Regions from separate parts of the Homo sapiens genome. Here region 2 is linked to region 1. A link is a loop called in an ENCODE intact Hi-C map of the cell type or tissue named here. Cell type or tissue: PC-9. All regions are shown on one strand. Each heading gives the region's core, and the rest is flanking DNA. Links, peaks and the distances in the headings are about the cores only.

Region 1 (8,342 bases), core at 2,298-7,297:
TGGACAGGTTGGCATGACCCAGGGGATGTGAGAGAGAATGGGTGGGAGAGGAGAGAGAATTTCTCTCCCTCTTTCTATGCAGCAGCGTATCCCAGTGGTTTCCCAGCCGGCGCAGTTAGTTTAGTGAGACCCCAGTTGGAGTTTAACATCAGGCAAGTTGCCAACTTCTCTGAGCCTCCTGTACCATCTGCAAGAAACAACCTCTATTTTTTTTTGTTTGTTTGTTTTTTGAGATGGAGCCTTGTCCTGTTCGCCCAGGCTGGAGTGTAGTGGTGCAATCTTGGTTTGCTGCAAACTCCACCTCTCAAGTTCAAGCAATTCTCCTGCCTCAGTAGCTGGGATTACAGACACATCCCACTGCGCCCAGCTAATTCTTGTATTTTTAGTAGAGACGGGGTTTCATCATATTGGCCAGGCTCGTTTCAAACTCCTGACTTTAGGTGATCTGCCCACCTTGGCCTCCCAAAGTGCTGGGATCAGAGGCGTGAGTGAGCCACCGCGCCCAGCCAACAAGCTCCATTTTTGAATGCCAACCTTGTGCCAGGTTTCTAACCTTCATGATCTCATTTAATCCTCAATACAATCCCGCAAGGTATGTATCCTTCTCCTCACTGTGACAAAATGGAATAGGGACCTAGCGAGATTGAGTCAGATGCCAAGGAGACACATAGTAAATGGTGTGTCTGGCTGCAAAGCCTGTCTCTCCTGAGGACTGTAATACCTGCCTCATGAAATTGCTCTGAAGCCCAAAATAGGTAAGTCTAAAAGTGCTTAAAACAATGATCAACAAATATTAGTCTAATGTAATTTTTTTAAGCTTGAAGAGTTTAAAATGACTTTGCTTTATTGTCTTATTTTTGTCGTTATAAGCAGGGTCAGATGACCACCTCACCAAAACTGGGGCATTTCTTCCCAGTTCCTGTTATTAGTGAGGATGGCATGGCAGGGAACAACTGCTAAGTTCCACACACACCATAACATAAGAGTGACAGGGCTGCCTGGAATAGTTACTTCTGGAAGTAGAAATGAATACTATATCATGCTAAAAAATGCCAGGCGTATCCTCCAGAACCGTGCTGGCAGATAGCAGTGCTCCAGAAAATTCTATTGAATGAGTCCAATGGTTAGTCTTCAAGCTGCTTACAGTTGGTGGAACACGATTTATGTACGGAAAATAAATCAACAACAAGGTGTTCTTTAAAAAGATAAAAAAAGTATACATTTGGACATTTGTGACTTGATTCTAAAGTTTTTTAAAGACTTTTGAAAGGAAGATTGAGTTTAAAAAAAAAAAAAAAAGGCTGGGTGTGGTGGCTCATGCCTGTAATCCCAGCACTTTAGGAGGCCGAGGCAGAAGGATTGCTTGAGCCCAGGAGTTCAAGACCAGCCCTGGCAACATAGCAAGACTTCATCTATACAAAAAATAAAAAACATTAGCCAGGCATGGTAGTGCATGCCTGTAGTCCAAGCTACTGGGGACGCTGAGGTGGGAGGATCATTTGAGCCCAAGAGGCGGAAGTCGTAGTGAGCTGAGATCACACCACTGCACTCCAGCCTGGGCGACAGAGCGAGACTCTGTCTGAAAAAAGAAAAATTATTAACCATATAAACAACAAAAATAGCAACATCAAGTCAAAGTTGTTTAAATGTTACTTCCTCAGAGAGGCTCTTTCTGATCACTTGGTCTAAAATAGCTCCCCCCTCTTTACTCTTTTTTATTTTTTTTGAGACAGTCTCGCTCTGTCACCCAGGCTGGAGTGCAGTGGCGCAATCTTGGCTCACTGCAACCTCCGCCTCCTGGGTTCAAGTGATTCTTCTGCCTCAGCCTCCTGAGTAGCTGGGACTACAAGTGCGTGCCACCATGCCCAGATAATTTTTTGTATTTTTAGTAGAGACGGGGTTTCACCATGTTAGCCAGGATGGTCTTGATCTCTTGACCTCCTGATCCACCCACCTCGGCCTCCCAAAGTGCTGGGATTACAGGCATGAGCCACCGCGCCCAGCCTTACTCCTTTTTTTTTTTTTTTTTTAGACAAGGTCTTGTTCTGTCGCTCAGGCTGGAGTGCAGTGGTGCCATCTTGGCTCACTGTAGCCTCCGCCTTCCAGGTTCAGGTGATCCTTCTGCCTCAGCCTCCCAAGTAGTTGGGATTACAGGTGTCCACCACCACACCCAGCTAATTTTTGTATTTTTAGTAGAGATGGGGTTTCACCATGTTGCTCAGACTGGTCTTGAACTTCTGAGCTCAAGCGATCCACCTGCCTTGGGTTCCCAAAGTGCTGGAATTACAGGCATGAGCCACCACGCCCAGCGCCCCCATTTACTCTTGATCTCTTTATTCTGCTTTATTTTCTTCACAGCGTTTATTACTACTAAGTATTTCATTTGTTTACTATTTGTTTGCTTGTTTACTGGTTGACTTCTAGCCATCCCTTGGTAGAGAGCCCCTCCCTGGGTTCTGTCCCCTCTCCACACTTTTTTTTCCCACTTACAATAGACAGTGAGCCATTATAATATAAGCTCTTTGAAGGCAACAACTTTCTTTTGTTCACTACTATATACCTAGCAATATTGTACCCCCTCAATAAATATCTGTGGAATGAATGAATGAATGACTGGTGGATATGATCTAAGTGAATGCTATAGATAACACATGTCCTAAGGAATAGCATCTGACTGGAGAAGTCAGAGCATGCTTCCTGAAAGGTGCTGGGCTTAGCATCAAATTTGCCTGTTTGTATTCTGTGTCATCAACCAGATGTGAGCGCCTCATGGGTAGCGGCAGTGTCTTTTCATTGATTCCCTTGGTGCTTAGCACAAATCTTGGCACATAGTATGAATTCAATATATATATATTTGTTGAATAAGTGAAGAGAGCTGGATTCTGAGTTGAAAAAGATGAGGAATTCTATACTCTATTTGAAGAGAAGAGGGGCCTGTGCTCCCTGGAACTCAAACCCTAGGCAAATGCATGGGCTGTGTGCTCCTCTTAGGTCTTATCATATATATCTGATCCCTAATTTTGCCATCTCTGTCCCTGCCTGGCCCTCCTAGCCAAGAAAACTGCTGAAATGAGAAGGTCCCAGGAGCCACCAGAGCAGGGAGGAAGTAAGAAAACAGCTATTTCCGCCTTACCTGTTGGTTGTTGGGTCCTTGCTTCTTTCAGGTAGTAGAGTGCTTTGTCATAGTCCCCAAGGTGGTAGAAGGCCACACCAGACCGGTAAAGGGCCTTGAAGTTCTCCCCTTCCTTCTTCAAGACTTTGAGGCAATATTCCTTGACTCGTTCATAGTTTACCAGCTCAGCCTGGAGCAGGCAGGCTATGGAGGAAGGGAGGGAAAATGCCATCAGCACAACAGTGGCCAGCTCTGCATGTTTCCCTTGAGTTGCTTCTCTCCAGAGGTTTAGCAGGGTTGGGGTTTTCCACTGGGGTTTACATCTTGGGATTTGTCTTCCAATAATCCTAGCCTCCCTGACCAGTTTCATCACTAAAAAGCCATGTTAACAAGGCTTGAGCAAGTCACTTAACCTTGTATTATGGGTTGAATTATGCCCACCCTTCCACCACCAAAAGATATGTTGAAGTCCTAACCTGCAGTACACAAGAATGTGACCTTATTTGGAGACAGGATCTTTACAGAGGTGATCAAGTTGAGGTCATTACAGTAGGGCCTAATCCAGTGTGACTGGTATCCTTATAAAAAGGGGAAATATGTACACAAAGACAGACACACACAGAGGAAAGACGACATGATAAAACATGGGGAGAAGAGAGCCATCCATAAGCCAAGGAATGCCTGAGGCTACCAGAACCTCACAGAGAGGCATGGAACAGATTCTTCCTCACATCTTTCAGAATAACAACCCACCAGCACCTGGATCTTGGACTCCTAGCCCCTGGAACTGTGAGATCATACATTTCTATTATCTCAAGTCACCCAGTTTGTGGGACTTTGTTGTAGGCAGCCTTAGGAATAAGCTACCAGAGGCAATCATCATCTCTTCATCATCATCTTCATCATCATCATCACCATCATGGCCAATATTTGTTGAGTGCTTACCTTGTACAGATGCTGGTCTCATTGTTTTACATGTATTACTGATATAATCCTCAGAATACTCCAATGTGGGTACTATTACTGTTTCAATTTTATAGGTGAGGAAGCTGAGGCCCAGAGAGCTGAAGAAATTTCCCAAGTCCACACAACGTGAAAGAGACAAAGATGGGATTTAAGCTGAAGCTGTCTGGCTCCAGAATCCAAGTCCTTCCTAATCTAGTTGTTGGAGGGATTATATAAAATAATGGCCATAAAGTACTTAATGTGGGCTTGGCACATAGCAAGCATGAAAAAAATGTTAGTTAACATTCTTAGAATTCTTTTTAGTCTTGTACCAGTAACATCTGCCTCTGACTTCCCTCAAGTTCCCTTTCATGTATATTTGTCTCTGCAGTTCCTGAGAGAGGGGGCTTTCTGGTAGGCTAGTGACCAGCTCATACAAGCCACATGTCTGGACATGAGAGACCTAGGTGTCCCAGGCAAGAGGAAGCTATGGCAGGCAGGTCTCATGGTGGAGAGCTTCCCCATCCCACAAACAGCCATCTTTGAGTAAACCATGTCCCTTTGAGCTTTCCCTTACCAGCCCTGAGCCACAGGGAGCCACAGGGCTGGGACTAGAGTGATGACACGCCTGGAGGATGACTAAATGGCCTTGAAGAATGATTGAAATTTCGTGCCCTAGGCACCTCCCTCTAATCCCAACCCTGCTGAGCCACCTCGCCTCCATTTAACCACTCAAATATCTAGTAGGCATTGACCAACGGCAAAGTATGTTGCATACTTCGGAGGGAGTACAAAAAAAGAGACAGGAAAAAGGCACCTGTCTGCTTCTTCAAAGCAAATAAAAACAGAGACTTAGGAGGCAAAACTGGTGCTTCTGTTCACAACCCGGCTGGGTGGCTGGGGGAGAATGCTGATGCTCTGTTCCTTCTTTGTGCCCAGACTTTTCCACACTGACAGAAGACACCTCAGGATAGAGACAAGTCACTGATTTCAATCTTCAGGGGTCTAACGTCAGTCATTCTGACCCCTTAAATAACTTCCCAGGTATCAGAATTGCTGAGATTTTTTAAGAGACCAGATTTTTTTTGAGCATTTAGGACCAAAAAACTCCATTCTTTCACAGAATGAGGAGAAATACACAGACTGTCAAGATGAAGGTATGAGAACCAGGAAGTGAAAGAGAATCAGCCCAGATCTAGAAACTGACCTGTCAGGTTTCACTGGCTGCAGGGCAGAAAGCCAAGTCAACAGAAGCAACAGGCTGCTAACCCCCGAGGGCAGCTCTTGTTCACCCAGGACTACAATCTTCTGGTGCACCAGGGGGTCCTTCTGATAAGCTGATGCTACAAGCCCCCCTCCCCTCTCCTCCCTCTCTCTCCATGGTGGGATCTTAGGCCCTTCTGTCCCCTTCCTCACCTGCATGTTGTCGGAGCCTGTGCTGGTGCTTATACAGCTGTACAGAGAGAGAGAGGGGTTTCTGTAAAAAGGTTCCTGGATGTGAACCTCACTGACTGCTACCTGTGTGTGACTTGGCTCCAGCACCTGCTCCCAGAGCTAAAAGCTGTCCTGTCCACAGCTTCCACGCTCCCTGCCTGAAGTCCTCTCTGACCGGGCCTAGCAGCCCTCTTCCCGTCCAGCCCTCCCTCTTTGAACAGACACTTCTGTTTGCTGACCCTGGCAGTCTAGGAAAAGGACCATTTAACAAATAAAAATAAAAATAAAATAAAATAACAGTTTTTGAATGCATAAAATGGTGGTGACAGGGGCAGGGGAAGCAAAGAGGCCTGGAAATGGGGAAGCCTCCCCCTTCCCACAAAGGGTTAAAGGAACCACAGCAATCAATTTCTGGCACTTATTTGGTAAAAATATTTCTAGTTCCCCTGCAGATCCGGTGGGAACTGGCATACCTGGCTGTGGACCAGGGTTCAGACTTTGGGGGAGGCAAGGGAGGCAGGGCTAGGCTGGTTATAGGGTGTGGAGCCTCAGCTGACACCACAGACAGGGCCCAGAAAGATGGAGAAATAGCTGGGCCAAGAGGTAGAATCTGGATAAGAAGTTGGGGTGCTAGGCCAGGACTCTTTTTTTTTTTTTTTTTAAATGGAGTCACGCTCTATTGCCTAGGCTGGAGTGCAGTGGTGCGATCTCGGCTCACTGCAACCTCTGCCTCCTGGGTTCAAGCAATTCTCCCGTCTCAGCCTCCCAAGTAGCTGGGACTACTACAGATGCCCGCCACCATGCCTAGCTAATTTTTGTAGTTTTAATAGAGACGGGGTTTCACCATATTGGTCAGGCTGGTCTCGAACTCCTGACCTCTGGTGATCTGCCTGCCTCAGCCTCCCAAAGTGCTGGGATTACAGGAGTGAGCCACTACACCCGGCCCAGGCCAGGACTCTTAAGGGAATCCAGGGGTGGAGGGGGTGACAGCCAGGCTGGAGGCTGGCCTCAGCGCTACCTGCAGGTGATTTTTAGGCACCTCTCTGCTTTGGGTGGGTGGCTACTGGTACATCTAGTAAGCCCATGGGATAGGTAAGATGGGATGACAGCAGGCACGTGTGAGGGCTGAGGAAGTTAAGACGACGTGGACTGGCTGCCTCCTGATTGCTCCTTCCCCATCCCTGTAGCCATTAGCCAGGACCTGGGGTTGCAGTGGACCTCAGGATAAGTGGCATCGCCCCACAGTGTGTCCTCCTCATGGTTATTAATCCCTTCTCTGGTGTCAGAGGTGCTAAATACTTCACATACACTATGTCTTTTAATCCTCACATCAACTCCATGAAACAGGTTCTATTTTTATCCTTCTTTTATAGATGATGAAACTGAGTTCCAGAGAAATGAAGTAACTTGCTGAAGGTCACCCAGCTGGAAGGGGGTAGAATTAGGATATCAGCCCACTTCTGTCAGGCTTCCAAGACTGTGCACTTGACCTCTGGGGTGTCTGTGGGGATGCATTTGAAGCCATCGGAAACCCACACAGCCCCTGGGGAGAAAGAGAGGTCATCTGTGGAAACTCCCTTCTGCTGTGTTCCAAAGCTAACAAGCAAAAATTGATGCCTAACTGCTGGGCACTGGGCGGGGCAGTGGGATCAGCTGATGAGCTGACACCCGCCCCCCCACCCACCTGGGGCTAACAGATGGGCAGGGAGGGCAGAGGTCATGTTATCTCAAATATTCACATGTGGGCTAACTGCTATGAAGGACAAAGGTAGAGAAGGAGCATACCCAGGCAGGAGGGGCCTTACCTTGATCTAAAGTATAATGGGAGGCCTTCTTGGAAGAAGTAGCATTATAGCTGGGATCTAAAGATTGGGTATTTCTCAGCCTCAGCACTATTGACATTTTGGACTAGATGATTTTTTGTTACATGAGGATGTCTTGAGCCTTGCAGGATGCTTAGCAGCTCCCCTAGCCTCTTCTCACTACATGCCACTTGTGACAACCAAAAAATGTCTCTGGAAATGGCCAAGTATTCCCTGGGTGGTGGGGTGGTGGTAAAATCACCCATGTTTGGGAATCACTGATCTGGGTGAAACTGTGACTTTTCAAGGCAGAGCCAAGAAAGAGAGGGAGCGAGAGGGGAATGGCCTATTTCAGAAAGTTTGGGAAGCCATGCATGCCAGGTTGGAGCAGAGAACCAGAGGGAAGGGTAAAAAAGGTGAAGCTGGAAAAGAAAGAAACCATGACACAGAGACCCTTCTGGTCCACGTAGAAGATCTGGGACTTCATTGTGAGGCAAGAGTGGATTTGGATGATGAAGTGATGGTGACTCAGGTGACCAGAGTGGAGGCGGATAAGCAGGAAAAACAGATCAATGTAAGTGGCATCCAGGAGGCAGAGGTGACCAGCAGCAGGGAATTTCTGCAATATTTTCTCTCTGCTGTCCACATTTGCAAGGTAGAGCCGTTCATCTGGGAGATCTTTATTGTCATTTTGGATTTCCTGATTGTCGAGAAGTGTTTCTCCATGTTGTGGTGACCTGGTCTCTGTTTGAATTAAGGATTATCATGTCACAGTCTCTATACTCTGCCATTTGGCATGCATCGGTATTTTAAAGAGCACTGAACTAGGAATCATAAGAGCTGGATTCTAGTCCCATCTTTGCCACTAGCCAACATTATGAAAATTACTTTCCCTTTCTGGGCATCTGCAAAATGAGAGATCTAAATTTCACTAAATGATCTCTACCGTCCTTTCAGATCTAACAGCCTCTAAATACAAATGTTTGCCACTTAATAGAAGGACAAAATTGTTTCACTGGCTCCTCTTCAAAAGGATTTCCTTTCTCCCT
Region 2 (8,342 bases), core at 2,020-7,019, 89 kb before region 1:
TGTAAGTCAGTGGTTTTTAGTATATTTAAAAGGTGTGTATGGGTCACCATTGTTATTAGTTTCCTAGGGCTGCTGTAGCAAATTACTAAACCTAGTGGCTTAAAGCAACAGAAGTGCGTGCTTTTATAGTTCCTGAGGCCAGAAGCCTGAAAGTGATGTGGGCAGGGCCACACCCTCCAGAGACTCTAGTGAAGATAATGACTCAAATAAGGATTCTGGGTATTGGGACATAGATATAGCTTTTTAGGGCCACCATTCAGCCCATTACAACCACTATCTATTTCCAGAACTTTATTTTTATTTATTTATTTTTTTGAGATGGAGTCTTACTCTGTTGCCCAGGCTGGAGTGCAGTGGCATGATCTCAGCCCACTGCCACCTCTGCCTCCCGGGTTCAAGTGATTCTCCTGCCTCAGCCTCCCAAGTAGCTGGGATTATAGGCGTGCACCACACCTGGCTAATTTTTATATTTTTAGTAGAGACGGGATTTCACCATGTTGACCAGGCTGGTCTTGAACTGATCCAAAGCAATCTGCCCACCTCGGCCTCTTAAGGGGCTGGGATCATAGGCATGAACCACACCATGCCCGGCCAATTTCCAGAACATTTTTATCATCCAAAAAAGAAGCTCCATGTCTATTATCAGTCCTTCCCTAATCCTTCCCCCTTCTACTCCCTAGCAAACACTAATTTCCTTTCTGTCTTTATGAATTTGCCTGTTCTGGATGTTTCACATAAATGGAATCATACCATTTGTGGTCTTTTGTGACTAGGCTTCTTTCATTTAGCATAATGTTTTCAAGATTCATCCATGTTGTAATACAAAATTAGCTAGGCGTGGTGGCGCATGCCTGTAATCCCAGCTACTCGGGAGACTGAGGCAGGAGAATCGCTTGAACCCAGGAGGCAGAGGTTGCAGTGAGCCAGGATTGTGCCATTGCACTCCAGCCTGGGAAACGAGTGAAACTCCGTCTCAAAAAAAAAAAAAAGATTCATCCATGTTGTAACTTATCTCAGAATTTCATTCCTTTTTAAGGCTTAATAATATTCCATTGTATGGATAGACCACATTTGTTTATCCATTTATCAGTTGATGGGCATTTGGGTTGTTTTTGCTTTTTGGCTGTTATAAATAATGCTGCTATGGACACTTGTGTACAACACAAGCTTTTGTGTAAACATATTTTTTTCAGTTTTCTTGGGTCTATCCCTAGGAGTGGAATTGCTGAATCATGTAACAGTTCTATGTTTAACTTTTTGAGGAACCACCAAACTTTTTCATCATAGCTATACCATTTTATTATATTCCCGTTAGCAATGTATGAATGTTCCAATTTCACCACATCTTTTCAATACTTGTTATTGCCTTTTTTTAAAAAAAAAGTTATTATTATGTCTATCCTTGTGGATATGAAATAGTATTTTGTTGTGATTTTGATTTGCATTTCACTAAATGACTTATGATGTTGAGTATCTTTTCATGTAATTATTGGCCAATTATATCTCTGAACCTGAAGAAATATCTATTCAAATCCTTTGCCAATTTAAAAATTAGAGTATTTGTCTTTTTATTGTTGAGCTGAAAGAGTCCTTTCTATTCTCTCATCAGATATATGATTAGCAAATTTTTTTTTCCATTCTGTAGATTGTTTTTCCACTTTCTTAAGGCTGTTCTTTGAAACAGTGTTTTTAATTTTGATGATGTCTAGTTTATTTTATCATCTGTGGATTGTGCTTTTGGTGTCATATCTAAAAAACATTGCCTAGTCCAAAGTCATGAAGACTTACACTCCTATATTTTTTTCTAAGAGTTTTATAATCTTAGCTCTTACTTTTATGTCTCTGATCCATTTTGACTTAATTTTTGTATGTGGTATGAGGTAGGGGTCCAACTTTATTATTTTTCATGTGGCTATTCAGTTATCCTGGCCCCATTTATTGAAAAGACCATTTTTTCCCATCGAATTATTTGGTCACTTTTATCAAATGTCAATTTACCAGAAATATAAAGGTTTATTTCTAGATTCTCAGTTCTACTCCATTAATCTATATCTGTCCTTATGCCAATACCACCCTTTCTTAATTAGTATGACTTTGTGGTAAGTTTTGAAATTAGGAAATGTGATTCCAATTTTGTTCTTCTCTTTGAAGATTGTTTTGGCCATTCTGAGTCCTTTGCATTTAATGAATCTTAGGGTAATTTTGTTAATTTATACAAAATAGATAGCTGGGATTTTGATAGGAATTGCATCAAATCTGTAGCTTTGTAGATTATTTACACCCTTTTTTTTTTTTTTTTTCGGACAGGGTCTCAATTGCTTGAGCTGGAGTGCAGTGGTGTAATCATGGCTTACTACAGCCTTGACCTCCTGGGCTCAGGTGATCCTCTTTCCTCAGCCTCCTAAGTGGCTGGAGCTACAGGCATGCTCCACTTTTTCTATTTTTTTTGTAGAGACAGGGTTTCACCATGTTGCCCAGGCTAGTCTTGAACTCCTGAGCTCAAGCTGTTCACCTGCCTTGGTCTCCCAAAGTGCTAGGATTAGAGATGTGAGCCACTGCGCCTGGCCCTATTGACATCTTAATAAGTCTTCCAATTCATGATCATGGGATATCTTTCCATTTATTTAGACCTCCTTTAACTTCTTTCAGTGATGTTTTGTAGCATCTGTATATTGAACCTCATTTTACCATGCATTAATTACAGGGTAAAGTAGCTAATGAGAAGAAATGAGTTTAACTTTCCTTAAAATATCTGACCTGATCTCATTAAGTTGAGTTGTATACTGATATTCAACTATTTTTGATATATAAAATCAGCAATTTCATGTTTCAGTTTAACACTTTTATTGCTTGACCATATGCTAATGAGATTAATACATCAATTAAGCTAAGCTGCTATTACAAAGAGGCATACAGATATGGAGGCTTAGATAGGATAGAAGCATATTCTCTTTCAAAAACTAGCTAAATAGCCCAGGCTAGCAGGGCAACTGTGCCCCATGAGATCGTTTAGGAACCTAGGTTCTTTTAGATTCCCTCAGTGCATTGACCTTGACCGAATGGTTAAATTGGGTGACTGTTATGTGTGTATTACAATTTTCATAAAAGAGGAAGGAGAACTTACTCATGGCAAGCGCAGTTTATCTTTAATTTGGAAACTATCCAGAAGTTGTACACATCTCTGCACACCCAATTGCCTGCACTTGGTTATGTGGGCACACCTGGCTCCAAGGGAGGCAGAAAAATGTACGTTCTAGCTGGACAACTGTGTGCCCCACTATGGAAGACAGGAAGGGTGGATTTGAGGGGACAAGCAGCCACTTGTCACACTCAACTCTCTCTTGCCTTTTTTAATGGAAAACCATGATTTCTCAGTAACATGATTGTTTTCTACCTCCAGTATTCCCACTAGGTTTCTTCTCCCAGCCTAACCCTGAAATTGCTCAGGTTTTACTGTCACACACTCCAGAGGTTTCTGCTGGTGACGATTTGGACAGAGTTGTGTCATGTATCCAAGTACCTTCGTACCTTCCCAGTGGGAAGGGAAAGCACAAATGCCGCATGTAGAGTCTTCTCAGGATGACAGAAATTGTAGACAGGGAAAGACAAGGCCATTGCAGAGCTTTTTTCTCCACCGAAAGAACAAGGGCAGGACCTTTCAACTTTTACCCTAAGTATCCTTGTTGTAAGACTAACCTCTAGGTCTTGCCCTATAACCATGATCCTAAAAGCAGGCTTGAAGGAAGAGCCTCTGGTGAGAGGCATCTGATGAAATTATTCTACTCTCTAGAGGAAATCACTTGGAGGTAAACCTCAAATCAGAAGCACTTTGGATGATGTGTCTTGGATATTGTCACATGGTCTGCCAGCAGGTCTCTAGTTGCTCTAGTCTAGACTTGTTCCCAGGACTTAAGCCTCCTGACCCAGTTTGGTTGATGATTGTGGTTTGAAAACATAATTCACCCTGCTCCCTTTCAGCTGTCTTAGCTTCTATGCTGCAGGATTTCCTTCAAAGCACAATTTATAACCCATTAAATGGGCCTTTCATTCCTTCTTCCTCAGGCTTACCCATCTAAGTAGCTCCAAATGGTCTCTCACCTTTAGCAGAGGAAAATGTGTGCCCACTGCTGTACATACAGCAATGCTTGTACACTGGTAACAGTTGTTACCACCTACAAATGCTTAAGGGCTAGGGTCTGTGGTAAATGTTATACATCTTCTATAGTCTTCACAAGAATTCCCCAAAGTAGGGATCATCATTTCCATTTTACAGATGAGGTAACTGGGCTCAGACAATTGAAGTCACATGCCTAAGTTCACCCAGGTGGCAGACATAAAGCTATGATTAGAACTAGATATGTGTGTAGTGACAATCTGTGCTTGTAGTTATGCCACCATCTGTATGGTCCTGTTCCTGCACTTAAGGCAGCCTCTTCTGAATGATCAGCCCACCGTGCGTGCCTAGGGCCCAGCAGGGTGTCTCAGGGAGGGCCAGGGCATGCCTAGGAACTTGGTACAAAGCTGTTTCCCAAACTGACTTGTAACTCACTGACTCATTCAAGAAGTGTCTGTGGAATGCTTGCCCTATGCCAGGTACTGGCTGAGTCTGAGTGCCCCACACCTCAACCCTCCTGGAACTCATCCAGAGCTGGGGGCCTCTGCGCCTCTGCTATTCCAGGTGCCCAGGGCCATCTGGTTTGTCTTCCTGCTCTTTGAGTGTGCTTCTAAAGTTCTCCTGCAAATGTTGTGATGGAGGGTGAGATGATAAAGGGCTGGATCCTCAATTGTGTAAGTTTCCCAGTCTGCTTGGATTGGGGACTGCCTCAAGAAGGCTATTGCTGAAATTGTTCCCTTTCTTTGCGCTGTGTGGGTAGAGCAGTGGTTACTGTCAGAGGGCATCGTCCCACAAGGCCTTCTTGCCTGTTGGTTGTGGGATGAGGTGGAGGCATTGTCTTAATCATTTTAAGTTTAAAAAATTACAATAGTGGCTGGGCACGGTGGCTTACACCTGTAATCTCAGCACTTTGGGAGGCTGAGGCGGGCAGATCACAAGGTCAGGAGATCGAGACCATCCTGGCTAACATGGTGAAACCCCATCTCTACTAAAAATACAAAAAATTAGCCGGGCATGGTGCTGGGTGCCTGTAGTCCCAGCTACTCCTGAGGCTGAGGCGGGAGAATGGTGTGAACCCGGGAGGTGGAGCTTGCAGTGAGCTGAGATCGCACCACTGCACTCCAGCCTGGGCGACAGAGCAAGACTCTGTCTCAAAATTACAATAGCAAAACGTTTTCTGTAGAAAAAATTTGAAAATATGGGTAAACAAGAAAGAAAAGATAGGGAAAGAAAATCACCCTGAACCCACTTATAGAGATAATGCGTATTGATATTTGGGTGTGTTTACTCCTATTCATGTGCTCATCTGCCTATCCCTAGTGGGATCTTTCTGTTTTAAAAGTTGCTTTTTGAATGTAATATAGCATGAACACATAACCACATTAATAAATATGTTGTTATGTCAATAAGTTTATCAATGTATATATTACATATATGTTAATAAATACATCATCATTTTGAATGAGGGTTCAGTTAATAAGAAGAAGAATTATATGCTACTTTCAATTTACAAAGTGCTTTCACATATATTAGTTCAATTATCTTTGTCAAAGATTATTAAACAGTCAGTGTGGTTCCTGGAATGTGGAATCATAGATAATTACCAAGTGCAAGACATTCCCCAGCCCACCTCATTCAAGGGAGACTGGTCACCTCCTTTCAGAGCATGGACCCTGACCTGACAGTCTAGAGATGGTGCAGGTTACTACAAAATAGAGCTCTGGCCCAGCACAGGCATGGAGTTGCTGTGCCTTTTGTCAAGAAAGGTAGCTGTCCACTTTTCCTCACTTTGAAAAAAAAATCAAACACCCCTCCTCCACCTCTGATCCTAGGAAATGGTTGAAGGGATTACCAAGCCTCGGGAGGTGGTTAATTATTAACTCAAGAGTAAATTTTGTGAGGGTTGGGTTAGGCAGTGAGGACTTTTAGGAAATTACTGGCAGCACTGTGGGAGCTGGTGGGTCTGTGTTGCGGGGAGGTACTCAGAGGCAGTGACTTAGCTGAACGAGTTCTTCCAGGCTGCTTGCAAATGGTCATCAAAGGACTTGTTGACCTTTTAACCTTGGGAGGGCAACTAAGTTGACTAAACCTGAGGTAAATCACATCAACTTCTACTGCCCGCCTTTCCCTGAGCTCAGATCCACGTAAACTTGTATTTCTCTTGAATTTCTCCAGTCTTTTTTCCCACCAACAGAATACCAAGTCTTCATTTATATCACCCACCTTCCATTGTAAACATAAAGCGGGATGTTGGCAGAGGAAAACTAGTTTAGTCAGCCCCAGAAAGACTTCTTCTCTGAATGCCAGTGTCCCTCAGCAAAGCTCTCACCAACACTGTAGCTCTACATAAGCCTCCTCAGACACAATCTCATTTCAGGCCCTTTTGGAGAAACCACAGGTCTACTAGCCATAGATGGTAATTTCTGGATGAGGGTTAGTTGTTGGTGTTAGTGATTCCTTGTAACTCTTCTGTAAGGTCGGTATTGCTGTCTTTGCTGTAGGGATGAGGAAACTGAGGTTTGGAGAGGTGAACTTGCTTCCTAAAGGCACATAGCTGTTAAGTGATAAAACAGGCATTTGACCCAAGTCTGTCTAAATCTTTCTCTGGTAGCATTCTGCCTACTTGGGCAGTAGTTCTCACATTCCTTTTAGCTGTAGAACCCCTGAAGTGGGATAGAATGCAGACAAACAAAGAAACAAGCCAGGTAAGAGCAGAGCTGCCCTGACTGGAGCTAATGGGGCCAGTCCCAGTCCCATAACCCCCCACCCCTGCCTCACCCCCGACATGCTTCCAGGCGGTCTGAGACACCTTCACAGGACACTGAGAGCTTAGTGTGAAAACTGTCACAGAAGGGATGCAGGGACACAAACAGAACATATTTGGATCTTTGAAACACTCTATGATCTTTCCAGGTAGTTAGGGCCCAGATACCGTCTGTCTTTGTCTGGTTGGGAGAAAGGGGTTCTGTGGGACCTTTGGTTTTTATTCTCCAGGATGGAGGTGGGCATTTATTCCAAGAGCAAGCAATGGAGGATAACAGTGGCTTTGACCTAGGAATCTGGTTGGCAATGCTGAGAGTTCCTGGAGGTCACTTGGTAGAAGCTCCCCAGCATGACCACTACCTGGATAAGTCACATGAAAGGTTTGTCAGGAAGTGTAATAGTGCAATTCTTGATGATGTTTGGGTTTTCCTCTAGAGGACCCAGGGCAGCCTGCAGGACTGTCTGACCATGCGCTCACTCCCATACCCACAGACCCACTCACTCACATATCTATGAGTGCTTCCTGTGTACCAGAGCTTGGGCTAGGTCCTGAGAATGCAAAGATTAAAAACATTTCTCCCTGCTCTTTAGGAGCCTATAGGCTAGCAGACAAACAGCTACAATACATGGCAGCCCAAATGGGCTGAGTAACATCTGGGGATGTCAAGAAGGCATCGTAAAGTATCCAATGCTATTCCCATAAGCCTCCAAACTAAAATCCATCTCCTGTCTAGACGAGTCAAGACCAACTGGCTACCAGGCTTTTTGTTTTTTCCTGGCAAGATGCATAAAGAAAATGATAGTATTTGAAGGCCTCACTGGGGTAAAGCCGTCATCTGATGAATGAATAAATGGTGGGACATTTGAGTTGGATCTTGAAAGATGATTAGCATTTACCAAGCAAAGAAATGGTAGAAGGCATTCTAGGGGGAATAAATTGAGAACTGGTCTGGGCCCACCATGATGTACTCTGTGTATGCCCTTAGTAATATGCTCCTAAACATGTCTAAAACTTGCTTTCCTTGTGTGCAAAATGTTGATAATACCTATCAGAATTGTTGTAGAGATTCACAGTGATGTTTGTAAAGTGTCTTAGTGGTCTTCATATATAAGGTTTCATGATAAATAGCTACTGGGTTTATTATTATTATTGATTACTTTGAGACAGAGTCTTGCTCTGTCACCCAGGCTAGAGTGCAGTGGCGTGATCTTGGCTTACTGCAACCTTCGCCTCCTAGATTCAAGTGATCATCCTGCCTCAGCCTCCCAAGTAGCTGGGATTACAGGCATGCACCACCACACCTGGCTAATTTTTGTATTTTTAGTAGAGATGGAGTTCCACCATGTTGGCCAGGCTGGTCTTGAACTCCTGACCTCAAGTGATCTGCCTGCTTCCGCCTCCCAAAGGCTGAATTTACAGTCTGGGATTACAGATGTGAGCCACCATGCCTGGCCTATTATTATT

What was found. A loop is a pair of places that touch in the nucleus more often than their neighbours do. Peaks named below come from ENCODE experiments on the same cell type or tissue, not always from the same donor. Only the 100,000 strongest peaks of a DNase experiment are listed, where the experiment ranks them.
Region 2: a loop joins it to region 1, with 11 times the contacts of the local background. A loop is called at or near these places in 1 of 110 quality-filtered maps.

What each region holds. Positions count from the first base shown.
Region 1 is chr14:70,662,538-70,670,879 of GRCh38, reverse strand. TTC9 (tetratricopeptide repeat domain 9) reads right to left here. Exons shown (of 3, transcript NM_015351.2): 2 at 3,134-3,316. Among named protein-coding and RNA genes, the nearest start is that of TTC9, 25 kb to the right of the region's middle. RefSeq lists enhancers at 3,496-3,996, 3,997-4,497, 4,995-5,154. In PC-9, for the core only: no CTCF peak of the experiment used is centred there; DNase peaks (open chromatin) are centred at 4,369, 4,759, 5,279, 5,589 and 2 weaker places; H3K4me3 peaks cover 1,724 bases; H3K27ac peaks cover 4,164 bases.
Region 2 is chr14:70,751,415-70,759,756 of GRCh38, reverse strand. The region is part of intron 3 of MAP3K9 (mitogen-activated protein kinase kinase kinase 9); the gene reads left to right. Among named protein-coding and RNA genes, the nearest start is that of MAP3K9-DT, 53 kb to the left of the region's middle. In PC-9, for the core only: a CTCF peak has its summit at 4,307; DNase peaks (open chromatin) are centred at 3,856 and 4,546; H3K27ac peaks cover 2,779 bases.